Linked DNA regions of Homo sapiens: region 1 is linked to region 2. Evidence: chromatin loops called from intact Hi-C (ENCODE). Cell type or tissue: A673. All regions are shown on one strand. Region 1 overlaps ATRX (ATRX chromatin remodeler). Region 2 overlaps ATRX (ATRX chromatin remodeler).

Evidence for each region. Hi-C counts contacts between places; a loop is a spot of excess contacts. Peaks named below come from ENCODE experiments on the same cell type or tissue, not always from the same donor. Only the 100,000 strongest peaks of a DNase experiment are listed, where the experiment ranks them.
Region 1: it touches region 2 in a loop (4-fold over the local background); 4 of 110 quality-filtered maps call a loop at or near these places.

What each region holds. Positions count from the first base shown.
Region 1 is chrX:77,600,752-77,608,751 of GRCh38, forward strand. The region is part of intron 22 of ATRX (ATRX chromatin remodeler); the gene reads right to left. Among named protein-coding and RNA genes, the nearest start is that of FGF16, 160 kb to the left of the region's middle. In A673, no CTCF peak of the experiment used is centred here; no DNase peak of the experiment used is centred here.
Region 2 is chrX:77,666,156-77,674,155 of GRCh38, forward strand. The region is part of intron 10 of ATRX (ATRX chromatin remodeler); the gene reads right to left. Among named protein-coding and RNA genes, the nearest start is that of ATRX, 120 kb to the right of the region's middle. In A673, no CTCF peak of the experiment used is centred here; a DNase peak (open chromatin) is centred at 3,036.

The DNA of each region.
Region 1 (8,000 bases), 65 kb before region 2:
AAATTATCAAAATATTAAAGAATTTGTACTACAGAAATATGTGCTTTTTAAAATTAATGCATTAAGTAACAAAATATGCACAGGTTTAATAAATACCTAAAATTCTGAAGTATTGATAAACATAAATGATTTTGAGGTATCAGGAACAACATGTAAAAATATTTCTGATTTCTATTGGTAACAAAGTCATGGTTATCACTAACACTACTATAGATTGTTGCCTCTATTCATCACTGGGAAAAATGCTGCTGCTTTAGCTAGAGGTTAAGGGAAATCAATATATAATTTTTTTCTTATCCAGGTACATATAATCCCCTAAATTCTATCCATGGACCCTAGATTACAAACTCCTGTTATAAATAAACTTTGCTCCATGCAGATAGTCCTTTACTGACTCTCGCCAACTATGCTCACTCAAAAAAATTACTTCTAGGCAAGTGACAGTAGCTCACACCTGTAATCACAGCACTTTGGGAGGCCGAGGCAGGAGGACCGCTTGAGGCCAGGAGTTCAAGACAGGCCTGGACAACACAGCGAGACTCTGTCTCCACCAAGAAAAACAAAAACATTAGCCAGGTATGATGGCACACACCTATAGCCCTAGATACCCTAGATACTTGGGAGGCTGAAGTGGGAGAATCACTTGAGCCCAGGAGTTTGAGGTTACAATGAACTATGATTGCACCACAGCACTCCCGCCTGGATGAAAGAGCAAAACCTTGTCTCTTAAAAAAAAAAAAAAAAGACCTTCCAAAAATTATGTTTTTGATGTATAAAATGTAAATATTAGCTCTGCTCTATCCAGAATAATTTCAACAGAATTATCATTTTCCTATAAAACATAAAGAAAATGAATGCACGTTTCATTAATATAATAAAATTATCAAGAAGGTAATATGCAAAAGAACAAAACTGATTAAAAGGAAAAAACAGCATTTAAGCAATAACATATTTTCCTATCCACGGTTTTAAACTATGTAAGTTGTTTAAATAATTAGCAAATTTTGCCTCCACGAGTGAGAGAAAATTTAGTAGTGATATGAAACATTAATAATGCATAAAAATCTGCTGAGTATTATTTTGCCTGATAGAGGTTATTTCCATTGTGTAACAGAAATCACTGCTATGAAAATGAGGTATATAATTTCTCGGCATACAGCTGTTCACAATATTCACTTATAATTCTTTTTATTTCTGTAAGGTTAGTAGTGATACTCTTTCATTCCTTACTTTAGGTCATTTTTCTTTCTGTTCTTGTTTTTGTTTTTTTGATACAGGGTCTTACACTGTCACCCAGGCTGGAGTGCAGTGATGCAATCATAGCTTACTGCAACCTCGAACTCCTGCGGGCTCAAGCCATCTGCCTGCCTCAGCCTCCCAAAAGCTGGTACTACAGGCACATGCCACCAGGTTTGGCTAATTCTTTTTTTTATTTTTTGTAGAGACAGGGTCTCGCTTTGTTGACCAGGCTGTTCTTAAACTCCTAGCTTTAAAGGATTGTTCTGCCTTGGCCTCCCGAAAGGCTGGGATTAATAGGCATGACCCACTGTAGTCGGCACTTATTTTAGCTGTGCCTTTTTTTTTCATTACTTTGTAAGTGAAGGAAGGTTTGTCGATTATGTTAATCTTTTCAAAGAACCTACCTTTGGTTTCAATGATTTTCCCTACTGTTTTTCTGTTCCTCACATTTCTTTATTATTTCCTTCCTTCTGCTTGTTTTGGGTTTAATTTGCAAAGTAGAAGGTTGAATTATAAATTTGAGATCTTTCTTCTTTTTTAATACAGGTATTTACCACCATACATTTCTCTCTAAGTATTACTTAAGTTATATCCCATATTCTAGTACCCTGTGTTTTTGTTTTCATTAACCTCTAAGCATTTTTTAATTTCCCTTGTGATTTCTTCTTTGGTCCATTGGTTATTTAGATATATGTTGTTTAATTTACATGTATTTGTAAATTTTTAAACTTTCCTTCAGTTATTGGTTTCTAATTTCATTTGAATGTGGTTAAAGAAAATACTTTAGTAAGAAGAGGAATGTTTTAATGATAAATGCCTATGTCAAAAAAAGATCTCAAATAAGGAACCTATCTTTATACCTCTAGGAGCTAGAAAAAGAATAAGCTAAACCCAAAGCTTGCAGAAGGAAGGAAATAAGGATCAAAGCATTAGTAAATCAAATAATAGATAAGATATAGGGGGAAAAGTTGTTTTTTTGAAAAAAATAAGCCAAGCCAACAAACCCTTAGCCTATTAAGAAAAAAGAGAGAGGACTCAAATAAATAAAATAGACATGAAGACATTACAACCAATGCCTCAGAAATAAAGAAGGATCATAAAGAACTAGTATGAAAAATTATATACCAAGAAATTGAATAATCTACAGGAAATAAATTCCTACAAACATACAATATATCAACACTGAATAAAAAAGAAATAGCCTCAACAGACCAATTACAAATAAAGAGACCAAGGCTACTTGGGCTCTTATTTGGTTCCATATGACTTTTAGGATTGTTTTTTCTAATTCTATAAAAAATGACATTGGTATTTTGATAGAGTTAGGTTTGAATCTGTAGATTGCTTTGGGTAGTATGGTCATTTTAATAATATAATTCTTTTTTTTTTTCCTAGATGGAGTTTCGCTCTTGTTGCCTAGGCTGGAGTACAGTGGCGCAATCTCGGCTCACTGCAATCTCCGCCTCCCGGGTTCAAGCCATTCTCCTGCCTCAGCCTCCCGAGTAGCTGAGACTACAGGTGCCTGCCACCATGCTCGGCTAATTTTTTTTTTTTTTTGTATTTTTAGTAGGGACAGGGTTTTGCCATGTTGGCCAGGTTGGTCTTGAACTCCTGGCCTCAAGTGATCCGCCTGCCTCGGCCTCCCAAAGTACTAGGATTACAGATGTGAGCTACCGTGCCTGGCCAATAATATTAATTCTTGAACAAAGCTGAAGGTATCACATTACTTGACTTCATATTACCCTACAAGGCTACAGTAACCAAAACAGCATGGTACTGGTATAAAAATAGACACAAAGATCAATGGAACAGAATACAGAACACAGAAATAGAGACACATACTGACAGTCAACTGACCTTTGACAAAGTCAATAAAAACATATACTGGGGAAAGGACACTCTTTTCAATAAATGGTTCTAAGAAAACTGGATTCCCATATGCAGAAGAATGAAACTGGACCATTATCTCTAACCATATGCAAAAATCAACTCAAGATAGATTAAAGACTTAAATGTAAGAGCTGAAACAATAAAAATACTAGAAGTAAACCTAGAGAAGTAACCTAGAGAAAGTAAACCTGGAGAAAATCATTCTGGACATTGGCCTAGGCAAATAATTCATCACTACGACCTCAAAAGCAAAGCAACTAAAACAAAAACAGACAAATGGGACTTAAATAAAAAGCAGCAAAAGAAATAATTAACTGAGTGAACAAACAATCTGCAGAATGGGAGAAAATATTTCCAAACTAGACATCCAACAGGGGACTGATATCTAGAATTTACAAGGAACTCAAACAACAACACAAAACAAAACAAATAATTCCATTAAAAAGTGGGCAAAAGACATAAATAGACATTTTTCAAAAGAAGATATAACAAATGGCCAACAAGCATATGAAAAAATTCTCAACATCACTAAACGTCAGAAAAATGCAAATCAAAACCACAATGACATATCTTCCCCAGTTAGAATGGCTATTATTAAAAAGTCAAAAAATAAATGTTGGCAAAGATGCGGAGGAAAGAGAATATGTTTACACTATTGGTGGGAATGTAAATTAGCACAAACTCCATGAAAAACAGTACAGAGATTACTCAAAGAACTAAAAATAGAACTAACATTTGATCCAGCAATCCCACTACTAGGTATCTACCAAAAGAGAAAGAAATCATTATATCAAAAACATAAAAAAAAAGATACTTGCACTTACATGTTTATTGTAGCACTATTCACAATAGCAAAGCTATGAAATCAACCTAAGTGTCTATCAAAAGATGAACAAAGAACACGTGGTATATATACACAGTGGAATACTATTTGGCCACAAAAAAGAACAAAAGCATGTCTTCTGCAGTAACATGGATGGAACTGGAGGCCATTATCTTAAGTGAAACAATTGAGACACAGAAAGATAAATAGTGTCATGTTCTCCCTTATAAGTGGGGCTAAATAATGTGAACACATGGATGTAGAGTGTGGAATGACAGACAATGGAGACTTGGAAGGGTCGGGGGAAACGAGAAGAGTGAATGAGAAACTACTTAATGGGTAGAATGTACATTATTCTGTGTATACACTAAAAGCCCTGACTTCACCACTATAATATATCCATGTAACAAAATTACACATGTACCCCATAAATTTATACGAATAAAATTAAGATGGCTCACGTCTGTAATCCCAGAACTTTGGGAGGCCAAGGCAGGTGGATCACCTGAGGTCAGGAGTTCGAGAACAGCCTGGCCAACATGGCGAAACCCTGTCTCTACTAAAAATACAAAAAATTAGCCAAGCATGGTGGTGGGCGCCTGTAATCCCAGCTACTTGGGAGGCTGAGGCAGGAGAACTGCTTGAACCTGGGAGGCAGAGGTTGCAGTGAGCTGAGATCGCACCACTGCACTCCAGCCTGGGTGATGGAGCAATACTCTGTCTCAAATAAAACAAAACAAAATAATTAAATTAAAAATAGAATTAAGAAAAAGAAATAAGTAGTAATAAAAAAAAACCTCCCAACAAAAATCACCCAGAACCAGATAGCTTCAAAACTGAATTCTACCAAACATTCAAAAAACCATGAATACCAATTCTTAAACTCTTCCAAAAAACAGAATTACAGGAAATACTTCCAAACTCTTTTTGTGAGGTAAGCATCACCCTGATACCAAAGGCAGACAAAGATGCTGAAAGAAAAGAAAACCATAGGCCAATATCACTGATGAACATAGATATTAAAACCCTCAATAAAATACTAACCTAATTCAACAACACATCAAAAAGTTTAAAAGTAGAAAAGTAGAAAAGATCAATGAAACAAACACTTGGTTTTTTGAAAAGATAAACTCAACAAACTTTTAGTCAGACTACTTATGAAAAAAAAGAGAGAATACCCAAATAAATGAAATCAGAAATGGAAAAGGAGACATTAAAACTGATACCACAGAAATTTAAATGACCATTAGAGGCTACTATGACCAACTATATGCCAATAAATTGGAAAACCTAGAAGAAATGGATAAATTCCTAGACACATGCAATCTACTAAGATTGAACCAGGAAGAAATCCAAAACCTGAACAGACCAATAACAAGTAATGAGATCAAAGTAATAATAAAAAGTCTCCAAAGCAAAGAAAACCTAGAGACCCCAATTTACCTAAAGAATTTTCATTTTAGGTTCATGGGTACATGTATGGGTAAATTTACCCCAATTTATGTGCACATGTACCCCTGAACCTAAAATGAAAATGTAAAATAAAATAAAATAAACATATTATGGCATGTAAAGCCCCAACCCCATCCCCCAAAGAAAAATTAAAAAATGAAAAGCCAGGTACCTAATACCTTCACTGCTGAATTTTACCAAACATTCCAAGAAGTACTAATTCCAATCCTCCTCAAACTATTCTGCAAAATAGAGAAGGAATACTTCCAAATTCTTTCTGAGACCAGTATTACAATGATACCAAAACCAGACAAGGACACATCAAAAAAAGAAAACTACAGGCCAATATTCCTGATGATCATTCATACAAAAAACCTCAACAAAATACTAGCAAAACAAATTGAACAACACATTAAAAAGGTCATTCATCATGACCAAGTGGGATTTATCCTAGGGATGCAACGATGGCTCAGTTTATGGAAATCAGCTGAGTGTGATGGCTCACACCTGTAATCCCAGCACTTCGGGAGGCCGAAGAAGGAGGATCCCTTGAGCCCAGGAGTTCAAGACAAGCCTGGGCAACATAGAGACCTCATCTCTACAAAAAAAAAAAAAAAAACCCACACACACACAAAAATACATACATACACACATATAAATATACACACACACATATATGGAAATCAATCAATGTGATACATCGTTATGAACAAAATAAAGGATAAAAACCATATAATCATTTCAATTCATGCTGGAAGCACATGTGATAATATTCAACATCCCTTCATAATAAAAAGCCCTAAAAAACTGGGTATCAGAGGAACATACTTCAACATATTAAAGCTATATACGACATACCGACAGCTAGTATCATACTGAATGGGAAAAAACTGAAAGTCTTTGCTCTAAGATCTTGAACACAACAAGGATGCCCACTTTCATTACTGTTATTCAACATCATACTGGAAGTCCTAGTAAGAGTAATCAAAGAAGATAAAGAAATAAAGCGCATACAAATGGGAAAGGAAGAAGTCAAATTATCTTTGTTTGCAGATGACATGACCTTATATTTGGGAAAGAAAAAAAACTAAAGACTCCACCAAAAAACTATTCGAACTGATCAGCAATTTCAGTAAAGTGGCAAGTAACAAAATCAATATACAAAAATCATTGGCATTTCTATATGCCAACAGTGAACAATTTGAAGAAATCAAGAAAGTAATCTTATTTACAATAGCTACAAATAAAACAAAATATTCAGGAATTTAAGAAGCGAGGCAGGGCACGGTGGCTCATGCCTGTAATCCCAGCACTTTGGGAGATCAATGCGGGTGGATCACTTGAGGCCAGGAATTCAAGAGCAGGCTGGCCAACATGACAAAACCCTGCCTCTACTAAAAATACAAAAATTAGCGGAGCATGGTGGTGCACACGTGTAATCCCAGCTATTTGGGAGGCTGAGGCATGAGAATCACTGAAACCAGGAGGTGGAGGTTGCAGAGAGCCAAGATCGCACCACTGCACCCCAGCCTGGGTGACAGAGACTCTGTCTCAAAAAAAAAAAAAAAAAAAAAAGAAGTAAAAGAACTCTACAATGAAAAATATAAAACATTGATGCAAGAAATGGAAGAGGACACCAAAAAATGTAAAGACATTCCATGTTCATGGATCAAAAGAATCAATATTGTTAAAATGTCCACACCACCTAAAGCAATCTTCATATTGAAAGCAATCCCTATGAAATAAATACCAATGATATTCTTCACAGAAATTGAAAAAACTATCCTGAAATTTATAAGGAACCACGAAAGACCCAGAATAGTGAAAGCTATCCTGAGCTAAATGAACAAAACTGGAGGAATCACATTACATAACTTCAAAGTATACTATAGAACTACTGTAATCAAAACAGCATCGTACTAGCATAAAAAAGACACATAGGCCGGCCGGGCACAGTGGCTCACACCTGTAATCCCAGCACTTTGGGAGGCCGAGGCAGGCGGATCATGAGGTCAGGAGATCGAGACCACAGTGAAACCCCGCCTCTACTAAAAATACGAAAAATTAGTCCAGCACAGTGGTGGGTGCCTGTAGTCCCAGCTACTTGGGAGGCTGAGGCAGAAGAATGGCGTGAACCCAGGAGGCAGAGCTTGCAGTGAGCCGAGATTGCACCACTGCACTCCAGCCTGGACAACAGAGCGAGACCCCGTCTCAAAAAAAAAAAAAAAAAAGACACATAGGCCAATGAAACAGAATAATTAACCCAGAAACAAGTTCACACACCTACAGTGAACGCATACTCTACACAGGTGCCATGAACATGCACTGGGGAAAGGATAGTCTCTTCAGTAAGTGGTGCTGGGAAAACTGGATATCCATACGCAGAAGAATGAATCTGGACACCTATCTATTGCCATATATAAAAATCATATTCAAATGGATTAAAAACTTAAATCTAATACCTTAAACTATGGAATTACTAAGAGAAACCACTGGAGAAACTCTACAGGACATTGGACTGGGCAAAGATTTGAGTAATACCTCAAAAGCAGAAGCAACCAACACAAAAAAATGGACAGATGGGATCATATCAAGT
Region 2 (8,000 bases):
TCAGGAATATTTAGACAACACACAGAATCATCAATTGCTAAAGGAAGCCACAGATGGGTTTGCTTTTCTGAGGATTTCTGCCCTGATTTGTATTTCAATAAAGTGAAGATTAGATCACACCAATTTAAATCTTACTAAAGTTGAGCTATAAAGTTTTGCTCTTACATTTCTAGATCAATGGTTTGCACACTGTAAGCTTTCTTAAAATGGGACAAATACAGGGTTGCCAACTTTTCATTTTGCCAAAAAAAGAAATTTAAACCCAAATTCCATTTACTTTCATCATTTATAAAATAAAGACTATTTACAACATACCCTCCCCAAATTAGGAAACAGTTTCAGAATAAAGGGAAACCCTTTAAATTGAAGATATACATCTTTCTGGAAAAATTCTCTAAAATCATCTTTTTAAAAAAAATTTCAGCCAGGTGTGGTGGCTCATGCCTGTAATCCCTGCACTTTGGAAAGCAGAGGCAGGCAGATCACCTGAGGTCAGGTGTACGAGACTAGCCTGGCCAACATGGCGAAACCCTGTCTCTACTAAAAGTACGAAAATTAGCTGGGTGTGGTGGCGCATGCCTGTAATCCCAGCTACTCAGGAGGCTGAGGCAGGAGAATTGCTTGAACCCGGGAGGCGGAGGTTGCAGTGAGCTGAGATCATGCCATTGCACTCCAACCTGAGCAACAAAACTCTGTCTCAAAAGAAAAAAAAAATTCATGTATGTTTATTATAATGTTGTCTGCAATAGCAAAGGGTGAGAAAACGTTTAAACATTCAATATCAGAAACTGATTAAATAGTATTTTCACATGATTATCCATAAGAGATAGAAATTAAAATGATATTCTAAATAAGATTAAGATAGAAAATATTTATTAATATTCAGTGAAAAAGTAATTTATAAACCACAATATAGTTCTATTTAAAAAAAAAAAACTTCTAAAATTTGTATGTCCCTAAAAAAGACTAGAAGATACTAAAATAAAATGTTAGCAGCAAATTTCTATGTCTGGCACAGCACTTTTTTTTTCTGTTGGTATATATTAAAACCATCTTTAGTAATACTACACTGTCATTTCTCATGGACCAGAAAAACTTCCTCAAACTAATCTGAATAATGAATTTTGGGACGAATAAATATGTGTGTGTGTGTGTGTGTGTGTGTGTGTGTGTGTGTGTGTGTGTGTATAAAATATGTGAAGCATTGAATACTGGATTAGAAATGGAAAAACACAGTTTACTTGCAAGTACAAGATCTCATACCATCATTTGGGTTGAACACTAAACAGCCAACAAAAATACAATTCCTAATCTAGTTACTTGAAAGCCTAGTTCAACAACCTGATTTCAGTTTGTGTTTACAAGTTCAAAAAAAGTCTTTAAAAAATTCCTATTAACTATAAAGATTTGGTTGTTAATTGTAGGAAATCACACAATTTTTCTTCTTTCAAATCCCAGTCTCCAAAGAATATGTCTACTAAAAAACGGAAAGTCACAATACATAAACCTACTTAATGCATTCTCAAGTTCTGGATTGTCATTAGACTAAGAAATATGATGTACATGAGATAAAATACAATTGTATACCTATTAATAAATCATATAAAGTGAAATCAGATCCACATACTGTAGAAGTACAACTTAGCGACAACTTTCAGTAAGATCATAACATATAGAACAATCATAGTACATTCAGAAGCCAAAAAATTACAAACTTCAGGTCATTTTTCTCCAAATCACAAATTATATACAGAGTGATGGAGACTACCTGGCTAAAGGTTTTATTTTTGCCCTCTAACACCTTTTGTCCAAAGGAAAACCTAATTTATAGCTATGTAAATTAAGCCCTAAAAAGAATAAGTTGAATCATTTTGCATAAGTTATTACTGAAGTCCAATATGTCAAAGACCCAGTCTACCATAAACCTAGCCTATAACATAATAACCTACATTTCAAAATTAGAACTTAATTTAACGGACCTAAGGGCTGAGGCTGACCTTCAACCTGAGTAGCCAGCAAGCATGTTGAAGTGAGATGTGTCCCATCTACAAAGCCTGCTGTGAGATGCTTTAAAGGGAAACTCCACTACCTTAACTCTGGAGTCACGGGCCACAGAGACTTCAAGGATATCATCACTTGAGAACCAGCTGAGGCTGGCAAAGCATCATTTTGGAGGCCTCGGCTGGACCCATGCTGGATCATGCTGGATGTATAGTCATGATCCCTAGTTGATTCTGTTTGCTCTGAAGTTTCCTTTCTTGAGGCTTTCCAGGACGATGTACTGCCCCTGGAATCTCAATGCTCAATATTACATCTTGGGGCAGGTGTAGCATCCAAAGCAGTCACGACTCTATCAGAAGCATTAGAGGCACAGGCCGTGCCACTCTTGTGGCAGAAAACCTGGGCAGAGCCAGAAGTAATGGAGCCACTCCTCCATTTTCCTGAAAGGGAGGGAAGGGAGAGGGGGAGAAAGCAAAACAATATGGGAGGAAGGGTAAAAACCCACAAACAAACAATGATCGGAACTGGCGCATGAGAAAATAAATAGGACCCCAAAACCCACATATACTAAGTCTTCCAAAGTACATAATGAACACCAAGATAACACCATTACTAAAAGAAAGCACAAATAAAATAATAAGAAGTGAGCCCAACAACACAATGACAAACAAGCAATCGGGGAAAAAAAAAAAAAAACATAGGAGAAAGCCAAGAAAGCCTTTATTAACTCCAATCCTATCTAGAAAGGAAATGAGTAATGTCGCTTGTTTAAACGCTCAAACAGGAAAGGAAAGTAAACCACCTCTTGCTGATAGGTAAATCAATAATTCGAAATGTTGAGTTTCTTAAAATGCAATCAAGAGAAGGACCTCCTGCACCAGGGAGCTTTCGAGCCATTAACAAAAGCAATACAAAATGTTAGAGCCAGAAGGACAAACCTCAGAGTACAGCTTTGTCATTCTACAGATGAGGAAACAGGCTTAGATATAGGAAATGACTCAGCCAAAGAAACAAAGCTAACTAGTGGCAAAGTCAGGAGTAGAACCTAAGATCCTAAATCCCAATCTGCTATTAATTTTACTGTGCCAGCACTATACCCTCTACTTGTTAATACTTGTATGCTAATGAGTGCCTGGGCAAATACAGATGATGCCTTTTTTTTTTTTTTCCAGACAAAGTCTTGTTCTGTCACCCAGGCTGAAGTGCAGTAGCACAATCTCAACCTGGAGTGAGGGAGGCTCACTGCAACCTCTGCTTCCCAGGTTCAAGCAATTCTCCTGCCTCAGCCTCCCGAGTACGTAGGACTACAGGTGTGTGCCACCACACCCAGCTAATTGTTGTAGTTTTATTAGAAACAGGCTTTCACCATGTTGACCAGGATGGTCTCAAACTCCTGACCTCAGGTGATCCATCCACCTCAGCCTCCCAAAGTGCTGGGATTACAGGCATGAGCCACCGCGCTGACCCCCATTTTTAAAAATAAGTGTATTTCGCATATTTTAAATTTATGTATTTAGAAATGCAAGAACTCAAGCTTTAATTTTTTTTTTAATTTTATTTTAGAGACAGTCTTGCTCTGTTGCCCAGGCTAGAATGTAGTGGCACAAACACATATCCTTGTAACCTTGAACTCCCGGGCTAAAGCAATCATTCTGCCTCGGTATCCTGAGTAGCTGGAACTACAGGCATGTACCACCATGCCCGGCTAATTTTTTCTTTTTAGTAGAGACAAGGTATCACTACGTTGCCCAGGCTGGTCTTAAACTCCTGGCCTCAAGTGATCCTCCCACCTCAGCCTCCCAAAGCATTGGGATTGCAAGTGTGAGCCACTGCAACCAGCTTGAGTTTTTAAAGATGATAAAAGGAGTTTTAAACATATTTAATCCAGTATGCACTCTAAAATGCACGATAGGTCATCTGAGATACATTCTACAATGACCATTTTATCTTTTAAGAGGTTCTGAGAACAGGTTTGAAGAAAATTGCTGGAAAAAAATATATTTTTAGAAGGCCAAAATACTGGGCATCCATAAACAAGGTGATAAAATTTGCTTAAAAATTGGTTTTTGTGTACAATATCATAATAGAGTACTTAATTTACAGAATTATAAATAAGATAATGGGTTTAAATGCATGCTCTTTAGAGGTACCTAAGTATATGTAGTACTAAAGCATCACACCATATTTTAAAGTTTGATATATAAAATAATTCAAAGGAGTATAGCCAAGGAATGTTAAATATTTTAGTAGGGTGTGAGGCTTTGTTTTAATAAATGTCATATATTTAAAGGATAGGAATTAAAAAACAAAACATGTGGCCGGGCACGATGGCTCACGCCTGTAATCCCAGCAATTTGGGAGGCCAAGGCAGGCAAATAACCTGAGGTCAGGAGTTTGAGACCAGCCTGGCCAACATTGCAAAACCCCATCTCTACTAAAAATACAAAAATTAGCCGGGCATGGTGGCAGGCACCTGTAGTCCCAGCTACTTGGGAGGCTGAGGCAAGTGAATCACCTGTACCCAGGAGGCGGAGGTTGCAGTGAGCGGAGATCATGCCACTGCACTCCAGCCTGGGTGACAACGCGAGACTCTGTCTCAAAAAAAAAAAAAAAGTTATGGAATATGGAATTCTTCAAAATTCATATTAGTATATATTTCAACTCAGGTTCAAAATTAGTATCTTAAGTTTTCTATTAAAAAATATGACTGGCCAGGCACGGTGGCTCATGCCTGTAATCCCAGCACTTTGGGAGGCTGAGGCGGGTGGATCACTTGAGGTCAGGAGTTCGAGAGCAGCCTGGCCAACATGGTGAAATCTCATCTCTACTAAAAATTCAAAAATTAGCCAGGTGTGCTGGCGGGTGCCTGTAATCTCAGCTACTCAGGAGGCTGAGGCAGGAGAATTGCTTGAAACAGGGAAGTGGAGGCTGCAGTGAGCCGAGATCATGCCTCTGCACTCCAGCCTGGGTGACAGAGTGAGACTCTGTCTCAAAAAAAAAAAAAAAAAAAAATATATATATATATATATATATATATATAAAACTAAGGCATAATGATCTGTACCCCAAAATGGTGGAATTCACGAGATAATAATGAAGTCACCAAATAATCAAAAAGCTAAACAATGGTTTGAAATATTTTTTTTTAGTCGCAAATCCTACAATGTGGGTAGTTAATGAAAAGTAGCTCTGTATCCTTTTTGGTGAGGGTACCAGGAAAATTAATATCAAATGACTTTTTAAAAAAATCTTGGAGGTAGAACAATAAAAACTATGAAATTAAGAACCCACAGTTATTAATAATTCATACAGACTTATGTTTCAATAGGCCTGAATTATTACATGTGTATTCCCTAATTTTATACAAAAATCTAAACCAGTTTTAGAGGCATTTTAACAAGAAAAAATATATTCAAATTAATATGGGAAATTTGATCATATTAAATAACTAGTTCAATATTTTTATACTTGAAAAATGAAAACACAGAATTTACTCATCTCAAATTTCAAAATTTTATTTTGAAATTTCAAAGTTAAAGACAAAGGATATTAAGTCAGAAAAATGAATCACTTTTCCTAACACTAGAAATCCAAACTCTTCCTTTTTCTCTTTTTCTTTTTTTTCTTTTTTGAGGAAGACCTATTTCTTATTTTCTGAAAGTCCCAATATCACCAAAGAACAGAGAACAAGAAAGAAACACTGGTTATAATGTTTAAATCTTGACCATAGAAGGACAAAGGTCACCACTACACATCATATGTCTTTCCTGACTGGGAATTCTAGTAGAAAAAAGAAAGCCAGTAACAACTACAGCCAGTTCAGATATCTACAAGTAGATCCTATCTACTGGCTGGACACCTGTGTTATACTTAAATGACTTGCAATACTTACCTGTGCTATACAGACAAAGGAAATTGAAAAAAAAATTACCGTAAAATTGCTAGATATTTAAAACCCTTACTCAAATGGAAAAACAAGTAAAATACTTAATTTAAAACGCCACCTTTGTTTTTCAAGTACAATAAAGGAGAATCAAAGCAGTTTTGCTAACGAAACAGAACTACCACAAAAAAAAAATCACAGAAAAAAATTATTCCAAATTTAGCAAATTTGCATAGAGAATAGACAACATGTGTAGGAGACAGACATTTGAAAAAGTGTTTAAAATGAAAGCAAAGTGAACATCAAACGATTAAGGGACTTGTGATACATCCATGCCATTAATTGTGCTGAAATCAGGTAAACAATCATTAAATATCTTCTTAGGCATAAATAACATCCAGAAATCATTAGTTTCCTCCGAAAATATGCTGGATTAACAATACAGAGCCGTCATCAACAGCATACCCACACCAAGCCAGTAGGAAAAAAAAAAATCATTAGCATATTTTCTAGTTTGAAACACAAAATTATCATCAAATGATACAACAACAGTTGGAAATTTAAAATGCTATGGTCTAGTCCCAATATAATTAAATATAACAATGGGACAATTTTTTTTAGCAATCTCCACATCAAATTTCGCTTCTATGAAAAAAAAAGCATTTAGTCGCACCCACAGAGAAATTATGAGAAAAAATGTGGAGTATTACTAGACCCAATTAAGCACATTTCAACAATAAAGTAAATGTGTTTGTTAGGGGAGCAGACATCCATGTAGAAATCTCAGCTCTTAGTCAAAGTTGTCAGGGAGAAAGAATGCTTATTTAGAAAAACCTAGCACTTTGGTCTTTTGCTCTCAAAAGCTCAATTGTAAATATTTCTCACATCCTGCAAAATAAGCGAATAAAGAAATTTCAAAAGATAATTCTTTTTTGGGATAAATGGTCTCTTCAGTGATTGTTCAGTATGCAATCTCTAAAGACAAGCCTAGTTTAATGATCCTCAAAACTAATACTGTTAAAACTTGAACACACTACTATCGTATTACTTGAGGCTCATTCCCAGTACAGATATTAAATTAAAATATATGATATTATTAGAAAATGTTTGGTCAAAATATCCCCAGTTATATTGAACATATAAAGGAATTATGGTGTATTTTCAATGCCAGGCTAATTATTGAATTGAAATAAATTATATGAATAGATGTCTTTTCAGAGAAAGAACCAATTTAAAATCCAACTAACAGGTATTTGAAAGGCCAATGAAACCCTACCCTAATGGCACTTTCAAGTATATTACTTTAAAATTACGTGTATAAATGTGAAAACCTGACAACCTATTTGGTATTATTATTCTGCCATTGAGAAACTACATAAAGCCTAAGCTCTAAATTTTCAGTTATATAAAATTCAAAATATATGATTAGTCTACTTTTTTTTATAAAAAGCTAAACCAGAAACATACAAGTGTTGATCAATCTATAATATTCTGTCCTTGTTCATTAAGTAAATCCAATTAAATAGAAATTAATTTATAGGTTAGACCACTGTCTCATAATATTATACATTTACTTTCAAATATGAGTGACGCTACATAATAGCATGCTAAAACAGAAATGTATTCACATTTACTAAAATATTCAGGATATGACTAAGTTTTTTAAATGCCCCCAAAAGCCATCATAGCTTTAAAACAGAAAAAGTAAATAGTAGTTAAATCTGTTGTAAAACTTTCACACAAATATATATAAGTATATATGTTAGGGGAATTAAAAGTATTTACGTCCTAAATTTCAAAATTTCAAAACTTCTTTGGCTACAAACTAGCCTCTATATTTTAATAACAAATTATGTCAACTCTCATGATATAAAAAAGTAACATTATTATTAAAATTAAATGCTTGAACAAGAAAAAAGGTTTACAAAAATTTATTGCATCCAAATAGTTAACCATTTGCAATAATACACTATCGCTTCATAAACACCAACACTGAAAATGTATTACAATACTGCTAAAAAGACAAAGCATATAAGATTTATACACAATTTACACACAATTGTGTACAAATTTACATACAATTACAATATGCTGTCTACCAAAATACAACCTACTC